Linked DNA regions of Mus musculus: regions 1, 3 and 4 are each linked to region 2. The links are chromatin contacts, found by Hi-C or POLR2A ChIA-PET in ENCODE. All regions are on one chromosome and are shown on one strand. The core of a region is the stretch at or near the end of the contact, and the rest is flanking DNA. Distances in the headings are between cores, read along the strand shown.

The links. Hi-C counts contacts between places; a loop is a spot of excess contacts on that map. ChIA-PET counts read pairs that join two places held with the same protein, here RNA polymerase II (POLR2A).
Region 1: POLR2A ChIA-PET joins it to region 2 with 27 read pairs in embryonic stem cell. The contact joins the promoter of Zfp414 here to the promoter of Rab11b in region 2. POLR2A ChIA-PET finds 5 or more read pairs at or near these places in 4 of 5 experiments (Patski and embryonic stem cell).
Region 3: a loop to region 2 is called in a map of regulatory T cell, with 2.7 times the contacts of the local background. The contact joins the promoter of Kifc1 here to the promoter of Rab11b in region 2. A Hi-C loop is called at or near these places in 1 of 37 maps with a recorded cell type or tissue (regulatory T cell). POLR2A ChIA-PET finds 5 or more read pairs at or near these places in 2 of 5 experiments (Patski and embryonic stem cell).
Region 4: POLR2A ChIA-PET joins it to region 2 with 14 read pairs in embryonic stem cell. The contact joins the promoter of Zbtb22 here to the promoter of Rab11b in region 2. POLR2A ChIA-PET finds 5 or more read pairs at or near these places in 4 of 5 experiments (Patski and embryonic stem cell).

What each region holds. Positions count from the first base shown.
Region 1 is chr17:33,627,696-33,632,434 of GRCm38, forward strand. It overlaps Zfp414 (zinc finger protein 414), which reads left to right and starts at 1,397. Exons shown (of 6, transcript NM_026712.3): 1 at 1,397-1,521; 2 at 2,102-2,384; 3 at 2,672-2,779; 4 at 2,881-2,986; 5 at 3,434-3,768; 6 at 3,847-4,021. The coding sequence starts at 1,519. The coding sequence ends at 3,911.
Region 2 is chr17:33,757,628-33,762,661 of GRCm38, forward strand. It overlaps Rab11b (RAB11B, member RAS oncogene family), which reads right to left and starts at 2,859. Exons shown (of 5, transcript NM_008997.3): 1 at 2,596-2,859. The coding sequence starts at 2,635. It overlaps Gm17251 (a long non-coding RNA gene), which reads left to right and starts at 2,231. Exons shown (of 2, transcript XR_003952408.1): 1 at 2,231-2,960; 2 at 3,915-4,240.
Region 3 is chr17:33,888,954-33,893,932 of GRCm38, forward strand. It overlaps Kifc1 (kinesin family member C1), which reads right to left and starts at 1,680. Exons shown (of 11, transcript NM_001195298.1): 1 at 1,525-1,680. The coding sequence starts at 1,542. It also overlaps a transcript of Smim40 not described here.
Region 4 is chr17:33,912,410-33,917,496 of GRCm38, forward strand. Zbtb22 (zinc finger and BTB domain containing 22) reads left to right here and starts at 3,767. Exons shown (of 2, transcript NM_020625.3): 1 at 3,767-3,864; 2 at 4,408-5,087. The coding sequence starts at 4,474. Daxx (Fas death domain-associated protein) reads left to right here. Exons shown (of 8, transcript NM_007829.4): 5 at 179-398; 6 at 864-1,317; 7 at 1,434-1,653; 8 at 2,934-3,181. The coding sequence ends at 2,993.

The DNA.
Region 1 (4,739 bases), core at 147-2,646, 130 kb before region 2:
TTGAAAGTCCTACAGGAGCCAGGCGTGGTGGCGCACGCCTTTAATCCCAGCACTCGGGAGGCAGAGGCAGGCAGATTTCTGAGTTCGAGGCCAGCCTGATCTACAGAGTGAGTTCCAGCCAGGGCTACACAGAGAAACCCTGTCTCGAAAAAACAAAACAAAAGAAAGAAAGAAAGAAAGAAAGAAAGAAAGAAAGAAAGAAAGAAAGAAAGGAAGGAAGAAAGGAAGCCCTACAGGACTCACCCAAGTTCTCTTTCTGACCTCCATACCAACATCTTTATTCTGTTTCAATAGTGCAGAGGTCTCGCCCTTGCTTACGAAAGGGGAGCTTGCTCTTTGCCAGCTCAGGACATCTGCGCCAGCTTGCTGTAGTGCTCTGCTTCTGTAGGCATCAAGGCACAGCTCAAGTCACCCCCTTAGACAGGCTTCCCTGACTCCTCATTTCACATCAGTTTTGTTTGTTTTCTTATCTCCTAGGATAGATCCAAGATCATTTTTCTGCTGTTGTTGATTTATTGTCTCTCCATTTTCTTGGTTGACTAGAGACTCCCAAGAGCAGTACTAAGTTCCTGGCACATAGGATGCACTTAAGGAAAGTAGGGTGGGCAGGCGACCTCTCAGTAGTAGTGCACTTGGGATTCATTTTCACACCTCTCGACCTGTGGAATTTGCTTGTTCCTGAAGATCCATTAGTTAGAGTGTTTCTCACATTGGGCTATTACAACAGATTCGTACTTGCTGCACACTGGATGTGCTGAAAATTTTATGGTGCTTGCTAGGAAGATGGGTCTGTGCAGACACAAGGGACCAGGGTTCAAACCCACAATCATGTAAATGAGAAAGAGTTTGGATCTCTAGCCCTCCCTGTGAGGCATAGCAGCTTCCTGTAATCAGGGCCCTTTGGAGGTGGACACAGGAATCTTCTGACAAGTAAGTTAGCTAGCTAGGTGGGAACTGGTGAGCTCCAACTTCAGTGAGAGATGTTGCCTCAGTGAATGAAGTGGAGAGCAATGAAGGAAGACAATGTCTACCTTGGACCTCCGCTCTTACCTGCTCACATCTGTGCATATACATATTCATTTGTACGTGTATGTGTACAGAGCTAAGGATGTGGCTTGCTTTGTAGAGAGTTTGCCTAGCATATATGAAAACTCTGGGTTTGATACTCAGTACCACCTAAAACCTGGTGTATTGGCATCTAAGTTCAAGGTCAACTTCTGTGTAAGGCCAACCTGGGCTATAAAAGTGGGGAGGGGAAGAGCTTTTGTCAGTTTTCTCTGAAATTTAAGACCAATCAAAAGCAGACCTTCTCTGTTTCTGTATAAGAGCTGCAGTGTAGTCTCAGGCCCCTCCTTCTAGAGAAGCGCCCAGAATTAGGCCACACCCCATGTCTCGCGAGATCTGAGAAGCGGGAAAATGGCGCCGATGTGAGCGAGAGACCGTGTCGCCGAGGAAGACGCCCCTGCTGGAGCCAGAGCCTCCGAAGGCACGGGAACCAGAGGTGTAACTGAGTAGAGGATGGTGAGCGCAGCACCCCGCACGCGGACGCGGAAGAGCAGCGGGACTGACAGGGAACGGTCCTGCCGCGCGCCCCCCTCCAGCTGACCCCGCCCCCACATCCGGGTCCCCGCCCGCCTCTGACTGTCACTTAGCTTTCGTCCAGCCCTGAAGGCCGGGCCACACCCACTCTCCTAGAGTTCAGTCCCTAAATTTAACACGTATTGGCTCAGAGCGTCTATCTGCTCAGCTCTAGCTTAGCCAGTATTCCCCATCATCACACGATCCACTGTAGGCCCTCCAGCATTTCCTAGTTGCTCCTCTAGGCCACACCTCCGCCCCTAGTGCCTCTCCTGCCAAAATTGAGGAAGGGATGTTAATGCTGCTTTTTTATGCATAATCCCTGATAACTCCTGCAATTGGAATTAGGAGACAGTAGCTCGGTCTGCCCTTATCTCCCGTATCTTGCTGGTGACTCAGAAAGTGGAATGACTGGGTAATATCTGGTGAGTGTTGAAGGAGTCTGTCTTGTGGACCTTTGTAGTAGAAGGGCATCTGTCTGACCTAGGGATCCCAGCCTGATTTTAGCCACTTCTTGCACCAGGAGGAACCATCCAGGCCCAGCTCGGACACGCTGACCACTGTAGAATCCAGCTCCGGTGAGCCAGACAAGGAGGTGGCATCTCCAGATGGGGCAGCTCCAGCCACTTTTTCCTCCGTGGAGGAGCCCAGCCCTAACCCAACAGCCATGCCACCAGTGTGGGACCATGGAGGACCTCTGCAGCAAGTTGCCTATCCAGCCTCAGACAGTTGCCAGACTGGCTCAACCAACACAGGCGTGGGGACCAATGAGGACCTTCGGTTGCCCAGACGCCGTCCACCGCCAGGTTATCTGTGGACCTTTCTGGGGAGTCACATGCCTTTGATAGGGCTGAGATGGTGCAAGACAAGGAATCACCTTTTATCCCATTGCGGGGGTGGGGGGGTGGGGTGGGGGGTGGTCTTCACCATTTACTGAGCACCTTGTCAATATGTCAGGTGTGGCTCCAGAGATGAACTAAACCAATCCAGCCCTTCCGGGCAGTTTATTCTGACAGTGGCTGGGTGGGGAGTAATCAAGGCTTTTGGGTAGGTCAGTAAGGAAGAGAGTAATGACACCCATTCGTTCCTGCAGGGAAACAAATACCCTGCTCTAGCCCCGGCTGCTGCCTCAGTTTCCCCAGTGTTCGTGATCTAGCACAGCATCTCCGTACCCACTGCCCACCCACACAGTCACTGGAAGGTAAGATGAGGGTTGCTGATAGTGAAGCAGATAGGCAGAGCCCCCCCCCCCAGAGTTAGTCTTAACCACCCCACTCCACATCTGCACTTTATCCCTACCAGGCAAACTCTTCCGATGCTCCGCGCTGAGCTGCACTGAGAGTTTCCCCAGCATGCAGGAGCTGGTAGCCCACGGCAAGCTGCATTACAAGCCCAACCGCTACTTCAAGTGAGAGCCTGACCATCCCCCTCTTTCAATTCCCAGATCTTTAGTGCTTCTTAGTGTGTGTGGAGGAAGGGTGGGTTGAAGTATGAGTGTGGCCTGGGAAACCAGCTCCAACCATGCATGGAAAACAGATGGGAATTAAGTCATTCTGGCTACGGGCTCAGTTTGGAGGTGCAGGGTATACATGCCGTGGTTCCGTCCAGTTCTACCTCATGTCTTATGTGGAAAACTGGCACTTAAGTAAAACCAAACTTGAGATTCTGAGCTGGAAAGGTCCAGAAGAATTAAGACTACAGTAAAGGAGGGCCTGTAGGCCAAGCTCCTTTACTTTGTGTGCAGTACTACAGAGATTCTGATATAGATACCCTTCCTACATCTTGGTCCCTGGGAAGCAGTGGATAGGCCCTTCCTGTTGCCCAGGATATAGTCCAGTACTGTGCCTGCCCCCAGGTGTGAGAATTGCCTCCTGCGCTTCCGCACTCACCGTTCACTCTTCAAGCATCTGCATGTTTGTATAGACCATGGTCAGAACCCAGCCCCGCCACCACCCCCTGCCCTGGACAAAGAGCCACCTGTACCCGAGCGTCCCCCAGAGTCCGACCCTTCGTCTTCCCTGGGCCTGCCATTCCCACTACTTGAGCCTTTTACCTCTGCCCCCACTGGGCCCTTCCTTCCATACTTGAACCCTGCACCCTTTGGCCTGAGTCCCCCTCGACTGCGCCCATTCCTGGCTGCCACTCCAGGGCCACCAGCATCCAGCACTGCCATCTGGAAGAAGAGTCAAGGTGAGTATAGGAGCAGGTTGCCTGCAAAGCTGGCTGAGCCCACCTTTATTCTGAACTTGAACTGCTTCTTTCCTGCAGGCGCTACCAGTAGTCCCAGAAGACCTCAGGGTGGCTCTGATGCGCCCTCAGGTGCGTGCAGGTGACCACCAGGGCAGGGTGGAGGGGCCTTCATTCCTATGCCCTGTGTGGGCCTTGCGAATGCTGGAAAGCAGCAGTGCCTGTCCCTTAAAATACATGATTTTTACCTTTAAAATGACTGGTACCTATGCCTTCATCTGCGCTGGCGTTCCTGTGTAAACATTTGTGTCTTGTCCAATCTCTGAGTGCTCTTCTCCGGTGGTGGATCCAGGGATAGGAGGCAAATGTGGTGCCTGCGGTGATGGGCAGTCAAGCCCAGGAAAAAGAATCCAGCTTGCCTGGACCCTGGCAGCTGAGGGGGATGGACCCAGGGAAAAGTCTAATCTGTTCTGGCCAACGTCTACCATCCATGGTTGAAAGGCTTTCTGGAGGGAGACTGAGGTGCCTGCAGGGTACCTGGCTCCCAGCCACATCACGTGGAAACACACAGATGGCTGCTATTTGTGTATGCAGTGTGTGACTTCTTCAAGAGCCTCACGGTCCACTTCCAGGACCATCACCCTGGTCACCCCACAGCCCTGACACCTGGGTTCCTTGGTGCCAACACCCAGTTGGATAAGGCTGAGCAATGTTCAGGCATAGAGCTAGAAGCAAGGGATGAGACCTAGGCTCAGCTGGCCCCCCCTCAACTCTATACAGACTCAACCCTGTTTGCTCCTGGGGTGTCACAACTGTCAGAGGGGGAGAAGCTAGTTTTATGGAAGCTTTGAAACAGCTCTGTTGAACTGAGTGGGAAGGAATACAGAGAGTTTTGTAATTTGAGGGAGGAGGGGACAATAGAGGAGGCACGTTGAGCTAGTGTGTGCTGTCTTGGGTCCCTTACCCCCCAGATA
Region 2 (5,034 bases), core at 1,609-4,108:
GAGAACAGATCCCCTGCCCTGCCTAGAAGCTTCCTCTGGGTGGTCTGAGTGGGGACAGGCCCCTAACAGAGCAGGATTTGAATCTGTCCCACCCATCACCAGAGAGCCTTTCAAATCTCTGGTCTCCAAAACCTTTCCAAAACGTACTCTGCCTCTAAAGTGATACCCGGAATCTAACACCTGCTAATTGGTCTCACATCTGGATAGAGCCCACTCCCAGCCCATGGTGCTGTGTGGTAATCATATCTTTGCAGAAATCTGTCTGGCTCCATCTCAGGAGCCTTTTGCCCCAAGGATACCCCAGTACCTCCACAGTCCCAAGATGCCAAGGCTAGCTTTGAGGACCAGGACACACTCCCAGAAGGGCAAAGGTATGTCCCCTGAGGATCCAGGAGTTAGCTCTCAAAATCATTCACTATCAATCAGGGAGTCCAGCATGAATGGTTAGAGGACCCAAAAGCTCAGTTTGGCATAGAAGGTGTCACAATGCCAGAGATCCCTAAATATGCTCATCAGAAAATGAGGAACCCCAATGACACGGACAGAGGCTCACTAAGTAGGAAAGCTCTTCCTGTAATTGGATACATATGTGTTGAAGGAAGGAGGTATAACAACTGTCTTTTCCATATCTAAGCTTCAATCTTTGCCCCTAAACTTAACCTCTAAGTGGTAAGATCTGTCTTGGGCTCAACCTTGCTCCACCCTTAGGAACCTGCCTTTCTGAACTTGTTTCCCCCCCCCGCCCCCCCCACTTTTTTTTTTAAAGACATACTATGGATGTGTAACCTAAGTTAGCTTTTAAAAAATTTAAAAGAAGCCGGGCGTGGTGGCACATGCCTTTAATCCCAGCACTTGGGAGGCAGAGGCAGGCGGATCTGTGAGTTCGAGGCCAGCCTGGTCTACAAAGTGAGTGCCAGGACTACACAGAGAAACCCTGTCTCGAAAAAAAAAAAAAAAATACAAGAAAAATCTCATTCTGTTGACTTGCCACTCCCACCTCACCCGTTTATGTAGACCAGGCTTGCCTTGAACTCATGGAGCTCTGTCTGTCTCTGCTTCCTGAAGCTGGGATTAAAGGTGTGTGACACCACACTCTGCTAAATTACACGATTTTTTTTCAGTTTATCTCTATATGTGATGTGGAGTACCTGTGACGGGCAGAAGACAATTTGCAGACTCTCTTCCACCATGAAGGTCCCAAGATTGAACTCAGGTCATCAGGCCTGGCAGTGTACACAAATACCTACGCTACCTCACCATCCCAGATTGGCTCTGAACTGCAAAGAAATCCTGTCTTAAGTCAGGGTTTCTATTCCTGCACAAACATCATGACCAAGAAGCAAGCTGGGGAGGAAAGAGTTTGTTCGGCTTACACTTCCATACTGCTGTTCATCACCCAAGGAAGTCAGGACTGGAACTCAAGCAGGTCAGAAAGCAGGAGCTGGTGCAGAGGCCATGGAGGGATGTTCTTTACTGGCTTGCTTTCCCCTGGCTTGCTCAGCCTGCTCTCTGATAAAACCCAAGGCTGCCAGCCCAGAGATGGTCCTACTTACAAGGGGCCTTTCCTCCTTGATCACTAATTGAGAAAATGTCTTACGGTTGGATCTTATGGAGGCATTTCCTCAACTGAAGCTCCTTTCTCTGTGGTAACTCCAGCTGTGTCAAGTTGACACAAAACTAGCCAGTACATCCTCCTACCTCCAACTCTGAGTACTGGGATTGCAGGTGTGCACCACTACTGGCCTGTTTCCTGGATAATATGGGCTGTATAAACTAATAAGGAGGAGTAAAAGGGACCATTATTAAAAAGTTTCAGAATAGTACAGGTACTGCATTTAACGTTGTCCATGTGTGGTTTTTCTTTTTTTCCTTTGAGAAAGGGTTCCAGTAATCCAGCCTGGCCTCTGCACTTTTGATCTTCCTACCTCTGCCTCCCAAGTGTTGCGACTACAGGCCTGCACCATCACCAAGGCGGTGTTAGTGATAAAATCCAGGGCTTTGAGCATGCTGCTGCTAGGAATGCTACCAACTGAATCACTTCTCCATGAATATCAAGAGTTTGAACTAGTCGACAGACAGGCCCCAATCTACCCAATTCCAAAGCACCATAATATAGGGTTCCTGCACATGATCCAGGCTCCACTCCAAGGTAGGCCCCGGGTGTGTCAGTCAGTCCTAGAAGGCTCACACCAATCAGGCTTTGTGGGCACGCCCACAACCTTCTCCTTCGCCTTAACACCAGCTACAATCCTGCTTTCAACGCAGTCCGCCCGCCAAACCCAGGAAAGCCCCGCCCCTCGGGACGCCCCGCCCCAACGGCCTCTCCTACCACCTCGGGCCCCACCCCCCCAAGGCCCCGGCCCCGCCCCGGCGCATCCGGGGTCCGTAGGCCTCGCCGAGCCTCCCTTTCCTCACCACTGCGTACTAGGGCCCGAAGCCTAGCGAACTCCACTTGCCCCGGCTTCCTCCGACTCCCAGCCCGGATAGGCCCCGTTGAAGTCCGGGCCTCCACCCTGAGCTCTCTGTTCCTGTAGCACGGCTTCGGCCCTCCAGTCGCTACCGCCACCTCGCCTGTCTGTACCCCACAAGGCGCACCTTTGAATAGGTAATCGTACTCGTCGTCCCGGGTCCCCATTGTCCTGGCGCTTCCGGCGGGATCGGCGACTCCGCAGCCCCACCACAAACACCCGTCGGGGGCGGAACCGGCGCCGCGTAGAGCGGCGGTCTAAAGGCCAGTCAACGGTGAAAGCGGTAGTGACAGGCACCTGGACAAGCCAATCAGGCTGAGAAACCGAGCTCGGGGGGTAGGAGCCTCCTGGGATCCACCCTTCTAGCCCTCGGTCTCCCGGAGAAAGGCGGAAGGAATGCGGACCTTTTTGAAATGACAGATTCAGCAGCCTATCAAAAGCAGATGGGGGAAGGCGGGACGGAACACTTGAACAATGAAGTGGATTGACAGAGTGCGTAACCAATGAGAGACTGAACTCAGACTGGGCCTTCCAGCGAACCTGTAGGGGAAGGGAAATTGAGCTACCTCTAGGTGACGTTACGGACTTTAACGTCCTGATGACATCATAGATCAGTGGGTCTCCTCCGACCTCTTATTCTAGCCCCATAAATGACCATTTCCGGGCGTATGTTCGTTGATTGGGGGTGCCTTCTCTGGGTTGCAGTTCCCCAGTTCTTTGTTTAAATACAAAGCTTATGTCAGTACCTCCAAAACAAATGGGGATCCTAGGCTTTTTTATTTGTTCCTCTTCTCAAAAAGTTCTCTTGTTTTCTGCTTTCACCATTACTCATATTTTTTCTTTTCTTTTTTTAAGACAGGTTTTTCACTATGAAACCCTAGCTAGACTGGAATTGGTGATATGGATCAGACTATACCTGTCTGATTTTCTTTTTTCTTTATTGTTTTTTTTTTTTTTTTTTTTTTTTTTTTTTGTGACAGGGTCGCACCATGTAGCCCTGGCCATCTGGAACTTGCCCTGTATAGACCAGGCTGGCCTTGAACACAGAGAGCTGCCTGTCTCTGCCTCCCAAGTGCTGGGATTAGAGGCATTGGCCACCACCACCCAGCTTGATTTTGTTTGTTTGCTTGTTTGTTTGTTTGTTTGTTTGTTTGTTGAGACGAGGCCTCAAGTTACCCTGACTAGCTTCATATTGAAGAGGGAGTAGAGATAGAGAAAGGGAGAGAGAGTGGCAAGGAGGGGGGTGGAGAGAGAAGAGGAGAGGCCGGCCAGGGAGAAGGGGCAGAGTGTAGGATAAGAGAGGAGGGGGGCAAACAGCCCCTTTTCTAGTGAGTTAGTCATACCTAGCTATTGCCAGGTAACTGGGAGCCTAGAAGGAATGATAACAATACATATTTACTTTGAACTAACTTCTTTTTTTCTTGTTCTGTTTTATTTGGAGCACAGGGTCTCCCTGCCTAGAACCTGATATTTAACACTGAGAGATCCACCTGGCTCTGCGCCGCTAAACACGCCACCTCGTGCTAGCCAACTTTGAACTTATGATTCTCTTGTACACTGGTAACTTGGAAGTTACCTCTCGGGGGCTGGAGAGATGGCTCAGTGGTTAAGAGACTGACTGCTCTTCCAGAGGTCCTGAGTTCAATTCCAAGCACATGGTGGCTCACAACCATCTGTAATGGGATCTGATGCCCTCTTCTGGTTTGTCTGAAGACAGATACAGTGTACTCGTCACATATATAAAATAAATAAATAAAATCTTTTTTTAAAAATTTACCTCTCTGATTTCATTTTCTTTCTCTGCTTGTGTATTCCTGAGATTATGTGGCTCATTTGGGCCATGAAGTCTTTGTTTAACAGATATTAAGAGATTGGGAGAATAGTAAGGAACAGCAATGCAGCTTAATTTTATTTATGTGTATGTGTGTTATGTTTGCATGTTGTGCACTATGTGTTTGCAGTGCCCATAGAGGTCAGAGATGATGTTGGATCCTTAACTGGAGTAATAGACAGTTGTGATCCACCATGTGGGCACTGGGAATCAAACCTGGGTCTTCTGTAAGAGCAGCCAATGATCTTAACCACTGAGAAATCTCTCAAGCTGGAAGCTAAATTAATTAGAATGCAAAGGCTTGATTTCAATCCCTAGCACTGAAGTGGGGGAAAAGTTATTACTGGCACTATAACAGGTGTTTAGAAGCTGCTTTGGGGCTGAAAATGGGGCTCAAATGAGAGTTCTTAGTATGCACATAAACTGGGTGTGGTGGCATATGCCATTAGGAGAGTTGAGTCCAAGGTCATCTCCTGCCACATATGGAGTTTGAGGCCCTTACTAAAACAAACAAAAATAAGAGGCTAGAGAGATAACTCATCCACTAAGATCACATTCTGTTCTTATAGAAGACCCAGGTTTGATTCTCAGTACCAACATGGTGGCTTACAACCATCTGTAACCACAGTTTCAGGGGATCTGAAACCTTAGGGTCCTGTATTCATGTTTCTTTTTCTTTTCTTTCTCTCTCTCTCTCTCTCTCTCTCTCTCTCTCTCTCTCTCTCTTTCTTTCTT
Region 3 (4,979 bases), core at 430-2,929, 130 kb after region 2:
CCGAAAGGGAGACACAAGGACCTCTTCTCTCAGACACACTTAACACACAGTACAGCTGGGCACTGATGGCGCACACCTTTAACCCCAGCACTCGGGAGGCAGAGGCAGGCAGATCTCTGAGTTCTAAGCCAGCCTGGTCTACAGAGTGAGTTCTAGGACAGCCAGGGTTACACAGGGAAAACAGCTACCACCACCACAAAACAACAACAAACAAACCACAAAACAACAACAACAAACAAACAAAACAACAACAACAAATCAGCAAGCAAACCCTGCTATTCTTGGGCATGCTACCAGCTTCAGGTTACTAGGTCAAATTTATATTGGTTTTTTTTTTTTTTTTTGAGACAATGTATCACTGGCCTGAATCTCCAAGCTCTGGTCTGAGCCTCCACACAGGTGACCTCAGGTGCACAACTGACTTCAGGATGGTTCGTTGCTTTTGGTTCAGGGGACTATAGACCCAGGTGTTTCTTGGATGCTCGCCTAGCACTGCACCACAGACCTCTTCCTTCCAGTTTTAACTCTCCATACCTTAGTTAATGTTGTTCCTCCTAGCTTTCTTCTTCCCCTTCCATCTGCTTGAACCTTTACTGTCCTTCACTCCCTCCCAATAGAGATACAAATTGTATTATGTCTGTCTCCCCAGGGAGTGTCAGCTCACTGGTAGCTAGGACTCCTGTCTCCTACATAAGTACAGCTGTGCAGGGCCAGAAGATGCTTGGCAAATACTGCAGGAACAAATCTGAGAAAAACTATTTTACTTTTTAACTGTCACCTGTCACAGTGCAGTGCTCTCCCTTTTGGCTGTGAGTATACCAGAAAGTCTCTTCAAGCTGAACACCGACTGTGAGTCAGTCTAGACTGAAATGCTGGTAAACAAAGAATGCAGGCCGGTCTTTCCTGACACCAGAGAGATCAGTCCATTAATTGCCACACACATACGCCTCAGATGCTTGTGGTGAAGAAGGGCACCCCCATAAACTAGTCAGCAGTCCAAATGAGCAAAAGGAAGAGGCAGGCGAGGGAATAAGGATCCTCTGGGCCGATGCCCCCATTTCTCCTCTCCCCTTCCTCTATCCCGATCCAGCAGCAACACAACAGGTCATCAGCAAGAAAGGTACTTTGCGGACAAGCGACAAGGCCTCTTTCAGAACCCTCGCTTCTCCCACAAGGCGATCTGTAAGAACTGAGAAGCACAAACATGTCGAATCCGCTTGAGAATTCGAAATGGGAAATGCTGGAGGGGGATAAGGGACACGGGATGGTCGCGCCTGCACGACTGGAATGGCGGGCCAACGTCGCTGCGACTGTCCTGGGACCTCGCCGTGTGTGTGTGTGTGTGTGTGTGTGTGTGTGTGTGTGTGTTGCCCTCACTGACTCGGCCGCTGGTGTCCTGGGCGCGAGGCGGTGCGACCCTCCCCTGCAGGACGGCTTGCCCCGACCTGTCCCCGGGACGCGGGTCTCCGGGCGGCCGGCCTGCGTCCTCCGATCTTGGCGCGAGGTCGTCTCCGCCGCACTCACCTGCGCCTGCACGTCCATGGTGGTCCGCACAGAAAGGGTGCAAAGGCAGCAGGCAGGACGATGAGACCCGCGTCCTCTCAAGGGCTCGCGCCGCAAAACGCCGAAGCCAGGCTGTCCAGGAGCCAGGCCAATCAGCCACACCCGCCACTTTTGAATTTCAACCTCCGCGCAGTCAACGCACTTCAATCCGCAGAGGCCAATCCGCGCCGGCGCCGCGGTCGCGAGCCAATCACGGTGCCCTCCGCCTCCGGGGCCACGCCCCCTGAGTCGCGACTCTTCTAGTCCGCTAGAGCACCAGAACTAGACCCCTTGGATCCTACTTCCGGATCCGCTCTTCCTCTTTTCTCCCTCTCCCCCTCCCGAGCGCCGAGCGCGGCTTCCTGAGGTCTCTGGTTGCGTCAGAAGTGCGCTTGTGTGGAGGAGTGGCGTGGGGGAGGCAATACGCATGTGCCTGAGCGGGGTCGGGGCGGAGCGAGCGCCACCTAGCGGATACTGCTGAACTTGCACACCTCCTCGCCAACCCTGTAGACTGGAGACTGTTACACCGAGGTCGCTCTTGGTCCACTTTCTCAGGTCCGAAAAGTGGAAGCTGGTTGATGGCGCTGACCTGTCCTCAAAGAAGAAAAAGTGGAACCCATATCTGGAGATGTAATAAAGTCATAAATCTAGAGTAGGGCCGGGAGGATAGCAAACTGGTTATCCCTGAAACTCATATAATGTGGAAGGTGAGAACTAATTCGCCACAAAGTTTTCTGTGCCCCTCCTGCCTCCAATATTATATATTATACATAAACAATATGTATTATATACATAAACATATATCTTTACACATATAAATAATACCCAATAGTACGTATTATATATATAAGCATATATATATATATATATATATATATATATATAAAACACATAAATTACATATATATTTATTTTGTTTTTTCGAGATTGGGTTTCTCTGTGTAGCCCTGACTGTCTTGGAATTCTATTTGTAGAACAGGCTGGCCTTGAACTCAGAGATGCTAGGGCTACCCTGTGCCACCATGCCCAGGTCAATAAACAATCTTTTAGATTAAAAAATCAAAACAAAACTAGAAGCCAGGCTTGGTGGCACACGCCTTTAATCCCAGTTCCCAGTACTCAGAATGCAGAGGCAGACAGATCTCTTGAGTTCAAGGCCAACCAGGTCTACAAAGTAAATTCCAGGGCAGCCAGGCTCTGTAGAGAGACCCTGTCTTAAATAAATAAAGAAACACACACACACACATACATACATACATAACTGGATAAATAAATAGTATGTTTCTTTTTTTTTTTTTTTTTTTTTTGGTTTTTTGAGACAGGGTTTCTCTGTGTAGCCCTGGCTGTCCTGGAACTCACTCTGTAGACCAGGCTGGCCTCGAACTCAGAAATCTGCCTGCCTCTGCCTCCCGAGTGCTGGGATTAAAGGCGTGCGCAACCACACCCAGCAGTTTCTTTTTTTTTTTAAAGATTTATTATATGTAAGTACACTGTAGCTGTCCTCAGACACTCCAGAAGAGGGCGCCAGATCTCATTACGGATGGTTTTGAGCCACCATGTGGTTGCTGGGATTTGAACTCAGGACCTTTGGAATAGCAGTCAGTGCTCTTAACCACTGAGCCATCTCTCCAGCCCAAATAGTATGTTTCTTGACACCAAACTCTAAATCTACAGCCCCCAAAGACCTTACTTGAGATGTTTCCAAGTCTACAAATGTTAATGGGGGGACACTAGAAAATTTCTGGTTATAATTCGCCAAACTGGTTATAATTTTAAACTAGACAGTATTTCCCTAGTGACTTTCTAGAAAAAAAGCAAAAGTTTTAGTGTGTGACAAAATGTGAGTTTGTCTTCTACTGAAACCTGTTTTGGGAGTTTATCTTTCTTGGCATGAAGCCTGACAGCAAGGTAAACCAACCTGTGAGATTTTACACATGGGATGGACTGACCTGGCCCCTGCAGCCTTGGGATAGGAGCTGGCTCAGGAAGGACGGCCTGCTGCTGCTAAACTGTCTGATGCAGCCAAAGCTCCATCACAGAGCTCAGAGAAGGATACATTTGGACAACAAAGGGAAAACAAATATCTTCCTTATGTATCAATTAGAATAACAGAGGCTTACCAGAGCAAGACGAAATCCTCACAGGAGGTGATCTCAGTGGCTTCGTTGGGGGCTAGGTCAGTCTTCAGCTGGCTGGCAGAGCAGTCCCGGATTGCAGCAGCCACACCCAGAAGATCTGAAAGATTTTTCTGCAGAGAAGGAATTTGGGAGAACGACTCACCTCGGTGAAACAGTCAACCCAATGTTGTTCTTAAATTGCGCAGGTCCTGCCAGCAGGCAGTTCTTTGCCCAGTGGTCAGTAGTACCACACTTGAAGCGAGCTCCAGGGGAGTGAGTTGCCGCAAATCTTTGGAGACAGCCTCCTGCTGCTATCAGGAGCTGGTATTTGTGGTCAGGGGGAGCCTTTTTCATTAAACACCATAAATGCAATAGTCAGCAGATCTCTGAGGGGTTTGAGAGGCAATATGTAATCCTTCTATTAGGCAGACCCGATTTTAAACAAATACTTGTTTTAGTTATTTGCTTTAGGCTTAACCTTGCCAATAGTCAGGGTTTGTATATGCTTGGCCCAGGGAGTGTCACTACTTGGAGGTGTGGCCTTGTTGGGTTAGGTGTGTCATTGTGGGTGTGGGCTTTAAGACCCTACTCCTAGCTGCCTGTCAGTATGGCACTAGCAGCCTTCAGATGAAGATGCAGAACTCTCAGATCCTTCTGCAGCATGCCTGCCGTGATGTCGCCATGTTCCTGTTTTGATGATAATGGACTGAACCTCTGAACCTGTAAGCCAGCCCCAGTTAAATGTCCTTTATAAGACTCGCCTTGGTCATGGTATCTGTTTACAGCAGTAAAACCCTAACTAAGACAGACCAGGGACTGAGGTGTTGCTGTGATGGGCCTGAATTTGGAAGAATGTGGATTTGGGAACTTTGGGTTTGGAAAGCAGTGGAATGCTTTAAATGGGGCTTAATGAGCTAACCCAAGAGGTTTCAGTGGAGAATTTCAATATGTGGCCTAGAGAATGTTCTTGTGGTATTTTGGTGTAGAATGTGACTACTTCTTGCCCTTTTCTGAAGAGTCTGCCTGAAGCTAAGGTTAAGAGACTCAGCAGGAGCCGGGCGTGGTGGTGCACGCCTTTAATCCCAGCACTCGGGAGGCAGAGGCAGGCGGATTTCTGAGTTCGAGGCCAGCCTGGTCTACAAAGTGAGCTCCAGGACAGCCAGGGCTATACAGAGAAACCCTGTCTCGAAAAAACAAAAAAAAAAAAAGAGAGAGAGAGAGAGGGAGAGAGAGACTCAACAGGGCAGTGGTGGTGCACGCCTTTAACCCCAGCACTTGGGAGGCAGAGGCAGGCAGATTTCTGAGTACAAGGCCAGCCTG
Region 4 (5,087 bases), core at 2,517-5,016, 160 kb after region 2:
TGCCACTAGGCACTCCAGGGTGACTCCTGGAGCAGCGTATGGAAGTGGGGAAAGAATATTGGTGATGTGCTTGCCTTGCAGTCTCGCAGTCATGAGCTCCCAGAGTTGAGTCCTCCTCCTACCAATCAAAAAGCTGTGGGGCACGGGATTCCTTAAGAGAGACTGCTCTTTCCCTCAGGGTCCTAGCGGAATGGCATCCCAGGAGTGCCCTACTACCTCCAAAGCTGAGACTGATGATGACGATGATGACGATGATGATGACGACGACGAAGATAACGAGGAAAGTGAGGAGGAGGAGGAGGAGGAAGAGGAGGAGAAAGAGGCTACTGAAGATGAAGATGAGGATCTAGAACAGTTGCAGGAAGATCAGGGGGGTGATGAAGAAGAGGAAGGAGGAGGTATATGCGTAAACGGAGCTCCTCTGTGGGGAGCATCCTTGTGGTGTTAGTTCTGCTCTGTCGGACATGAGCTCCTTGTTGAGCCTTTCCCTCCCTTCCTCCCTCCCTCCCTCCCTCCCTCCCTCCCTCCCTCCCTCCCTCCCTTCCTTCCTTCCTTCCTTCCTTCCTTCCTTCCTTCCTCCTCCTCCTCTTCCTCCTCCTATGCCCTTTTTTTTTTTTTTAAAGATTTATTGATTATTATATGTAAGTATACTGTAGCTGTCTTCAGACACACCAGAAGAGGGCGTCAGATCTCGTTACGGATGGTTGTGAGCCACCATGTGGTTGCTGGGACTTGAACACTGGACCTTTGGAAGAGCAGTCCGGTGCTCTTACCCACTGAGCCATCTCTCCAGCCCTCTCCTATGTCCTTTGCACAGCCCCTCTATCCCTGTTCCTCATCCACCCCTCCCCTTTCTTTTCCAGATAATGAAGGAAATGAGAGTCCCACATCGCCTTCAGACTTTTTCCATAGAAGGAATTCAGAGCCTGCAGAAGGGCTCAGGACCCCCGAGGGGCAGCAAAAGAGAGGACTGACAGAGACCCCAGCATCCCCGCCAGGGGCATCCCTGGACCCTCCCAGCACTGACGCTGAGAGCAGTGGAGAGCAGCTCCTCGAGCCGCTCCTGGGAGACGAGAGTCCTGTGTCCCAGCTCGCTGAGCTAGAGATGGAAGCTTTGCCTGAGGAAAGGGACATTTCCTCCTCCAGGAAAAAGTCGGAAGATTCCCTCCCCACCATCTTGGAAAATGGGGCAGCTGTGGTTACCTCTACATCTGTCAATGGGCGTGTCTCTTCTCACACTTGGAGAGATGCCAGTCCCCCCAGCAAGAGATTTCGGAAGGAAAAGAAGCAACTGGGCTCTGGACTGTTAGGAAACAGGTAATAGTGGGTGAGGAGGAAGGCAGGCAAGGAGGCAGGACTCTCTGAAGGGAGCCTGATGTCCTAGGTCTCCCTGCAGCCTCAGGCCCTTTCTGTCATTTTTCTTCTGTCCTTAGCTATATAAAAGAACCGATGGCACAGCAGGACAGTGGGCAGAACACAAGTGTCCAGCCTATGCCATCCCCCCCCTTGGCCTCTGTGGCTTCTGTCGCTGATTCCTCCACAAGGGTGGACTCTCCCAGCCATGAACTGGTGACCAGCTCTCTGTGCAGCCCTTCTCCATCCCTGCTTCTCCAGACACCCCAGGCTCAGTCTCTCCGGCAGTGTATTTATAAGGTGAGTGGGCAGTGTCCCCTGGCACTGCATTCTCACCCTTTCCCTTTCTGTGGGTATTGCACCTCCTGCTCCTCTGTTTTCCCCATCTTCCTGCCCGCCCGCAAGTGCGTGCACGTGCATGCATGCTTGTGTAGTGACAGTTTTGGAATTTTGGCGTCTTTATAACAACTCAGAGCTGAGTGGTAGCGACACATGCCTTTGATCCTGGGAGGCAGAGGCAGGAGCATCTCTCTTGAGTCTGAGGCCAGCCTGGTTTACAAAGTGTGTCCCAGGACAGCCAGGGCCACACAGAGAAACTGTCTAAAACCCAAAAACCAACTAACTGACAAACAAAAAACCAGTGAAATAGGTTTTCATTTTAATCCCGGTGTGGAGTGTGGGGCTGCTTCCAACTGACTGTGACTGTGAGCTCTAGAGGTGTGGCTTTACCAGCTACAGATAGTTGCTTTGGTTGTGTGAAGTGATGTTTGGAATTCTGGGAACTTTTCAGGAGAGCATATAAATGGCAGAGCCTCCCCACCTTCCAGGAAGCATGGTTGGTGGTAGTACAGGGGTTGGTTGTGGTTTGTTAGTAGTCTTGCTCAAAGAACAAACAGGAAGAGAGACATTAGAATCAGAGATCCTGTCTCTCCTGTCTATCCTTTCTTTTCTATCTAGTGATGGGGGCGGATAAAGGGGAGGAAAAAGAACACACAAAGTCTCAAAGACTGGCTGTGTGTGTGTGTGTGTGTGTGTGTGTGTGTGTGTGTGTGTTTAGGTTTAACCCCATCAACCAGGAGGCAGAGGCATACAGGTCTCTCTAACTTCAAGGCCACAGTCTAGTCTACCCAGTGACAGTCAAGGTTACATAGTGAGACCATGTAAAACAAAACAAAAAAGACTTATTTTATGTAAATAGGTGTTTTGTTGGCATGCATACCTATGTGCTACATTTGTGTCTGGTGCTCATGGAGGCCAGAAGAGGGCGTCTGATCCTATAGATCTGGAGTCACGGAGAAGGCAGAGAGCCGCCATGTGAGACTGGATACAACACTCGGGTCTTCTGCAAAGCAGCTGCGTGCTTAGTGGCTGAGCCATCTTCCAGCCTTCCATCCTGCTTTGTTTTGTTTCTGAGACAAGGTCTTTCTATGTAGCCCTGACTGTCCCAGAACTCTGTATGTAGTAGATCAGGCTGGCCCCAAACTCGGATATCAGCCCGCCTCTGCCTCTTGAGTGTTCGGACTAAAGGCGTGAGCCGCCATGCCTGGCTCACCCTTCTTTCTCCTCTGACTTGTCTGCAGACCAGTGTGGCCACACAGTGCGACCCGGAGGAGATCATCGTGCTTTCAGACTCTGATTAGCAGGCCCCATGCTCCCCGTGCTCCCTGCATCCAGAAGGTTTTTTGTATGGCTGTTGGAAGATGATGGAGTAAAAGATGGACAGAGCTCCTCCCGTTTTGATGGTGTTTCTTTTGACAAAAAAAAAAAATCAAAATGTTTTAAGTTTTACACAGACACATTAATAAACAATGAATTTCTTTTTATTGTATTCTTTCCTTTACTTTGCCTTTTCTCTTGTGACAGCTGTCACCTGGATCTGCCTTTTCTATCCTGGCTCTCTTTTTAGGGCGTCCTCATCCTTAACCCTTCCTTGAGCCTTCTTCCCCTAGGCACTTTTAAAGATAAGTGCTTCGGAAGCCTTCTTAAGCAGCTTTCCTCTCTCGTTTTGAGCGGTCTGAGTGAAAAGGCCAATCAGGGGCTGACTCAAGGTGATTTGGCCAATCCAGGCCTGGAGGAGGGGGGCGGGGCTTGGGGGGTTCTCATATGCTGGGAAAAGGGCTGTTAGATCCCGCGAGCAAGCTAACGTCCAGAGCTCGGGGTGGAGCCTGGGAAGCGGAAGCCAGCACTGGTCAATGAGACAAGGTAGGCTTGTCGGATTAAAGGGGAACGAAGGTTTCGGCCAAACCAATTCCTGAGTCCTCAGCCGCAGACGGGACCTGGTACCTTTAAGGCGGAATGAAGCGCCGGTTCTTTAAAGGAAAAGTGTCGCTGTCGGTCGACTTTTGCCCAGCGGCACAGGAGGGGTGCTGGCCTGCGCCTTTAAGGTCGCAGGTCCGGGAGGCGGAGTGGAGGCGGAAGGCGGAGGGAGTCGGCACAAGATGGCGGCGGGAGGGGCTGGGGCTGCGGCTCTGGTCGCGGAGTGAGGGGGGGGGCCCGGGGGCGCGCGGCCAGGTAAGCGGGGGCGCGCGGGGCTGGGGGCCCCCCTCAGGCTGGGGAACAGTCCGAGGGCGCGATTGGGGAGGACTGGGGGGCGGGGTTCGGGGGCGGGGGCAAACACGAGGCGGGGTCGGGGATCCAGGGGGCGGAGCCCTGGAGGGTCCTGAAGGGGCGGGGTCGGGATCAACTGGGGGCTCTAGGGGGAGGAGCTTGAGAACTGTGGAGAACACCCCTTCACCCCAAGAAAATCGGTACGCAACACCAAGGAGGGGGCGTTCTTTTGAGAGTGAAGCCGTAGACTAGGATAGACGCCCCTTCCCTGAGAGCCCCCTATTTCCTGACCCAGGAGCGAGAGTACTAAACTTGGAATACTTTCTTTGCTAGCGCTGCGGTTTGGTGGTGTTTGATTGGATGTTTTACTTAATAGTGAGCCTCAGTTGCCCCGTCTGTACCATGGGGTTGACAGGGGTACCTGTTTTTTTTTTTTAAATACTGTGATGGCTTAAAATCAGTGATGCTTTCAAAATGCTGTTATTCTTTTTTTTTTTTTTTCCCTAGAGACCCCCCCGGCCGCCCTCTTCTTTCCTTTGTTCCTGTGGCTGGGGGGGTATCTCCTTCCACAGCATGGAGCCGTCTGCTCTGTCACCCAGTGGGGCCACACTCCCACTGCCTCTGTCACTGGCTCCACCGCCACTGCCTCTGCCGGCAGCTGCAGTGGTACACGTGTCCTTCCCTGAGGTGACCAGTGCCCTCCTGGAATCCCTCAACCAGCAGCGGCTCCAGGGTCAGCTCTGTGATGTGTCCATCCGCGTGCAGGGACGGGAGTTCCGCGCTCACAGGGCCGTCTTGGCTGCCTCCTCTCCTTACTTCCACGACCAGGTCCTACTGAAAGGCATGACTTCCATTTCCCTGCCAAGCGTCATGGACCCAGGCGCTTTTGAGACTGTCCTGGCCTCAGCTTACACGGGCCGCCTCAGCATGGCTGCTGCGGACATTGTCAACTTCCTCACAGTGGGGTCGGTCCTCCAGATGTGGCACATTGTGGATAAGTGCACTGAACTCCTTCGGGAGGGTCGATCCGCAGCCACTACAACCACTGTCACTACTGCTGCAGCCCCCTCTGTCTCTGTCCCTTGTGCCAGTGTCCCATCAGGGAATGGGGGCACTGTCGCCCCTGCCACCGTAGGCTCTGTCCGTTCCCATACCTCCAGCAGGGCCAGTGAGAATCAGTCTCCCAG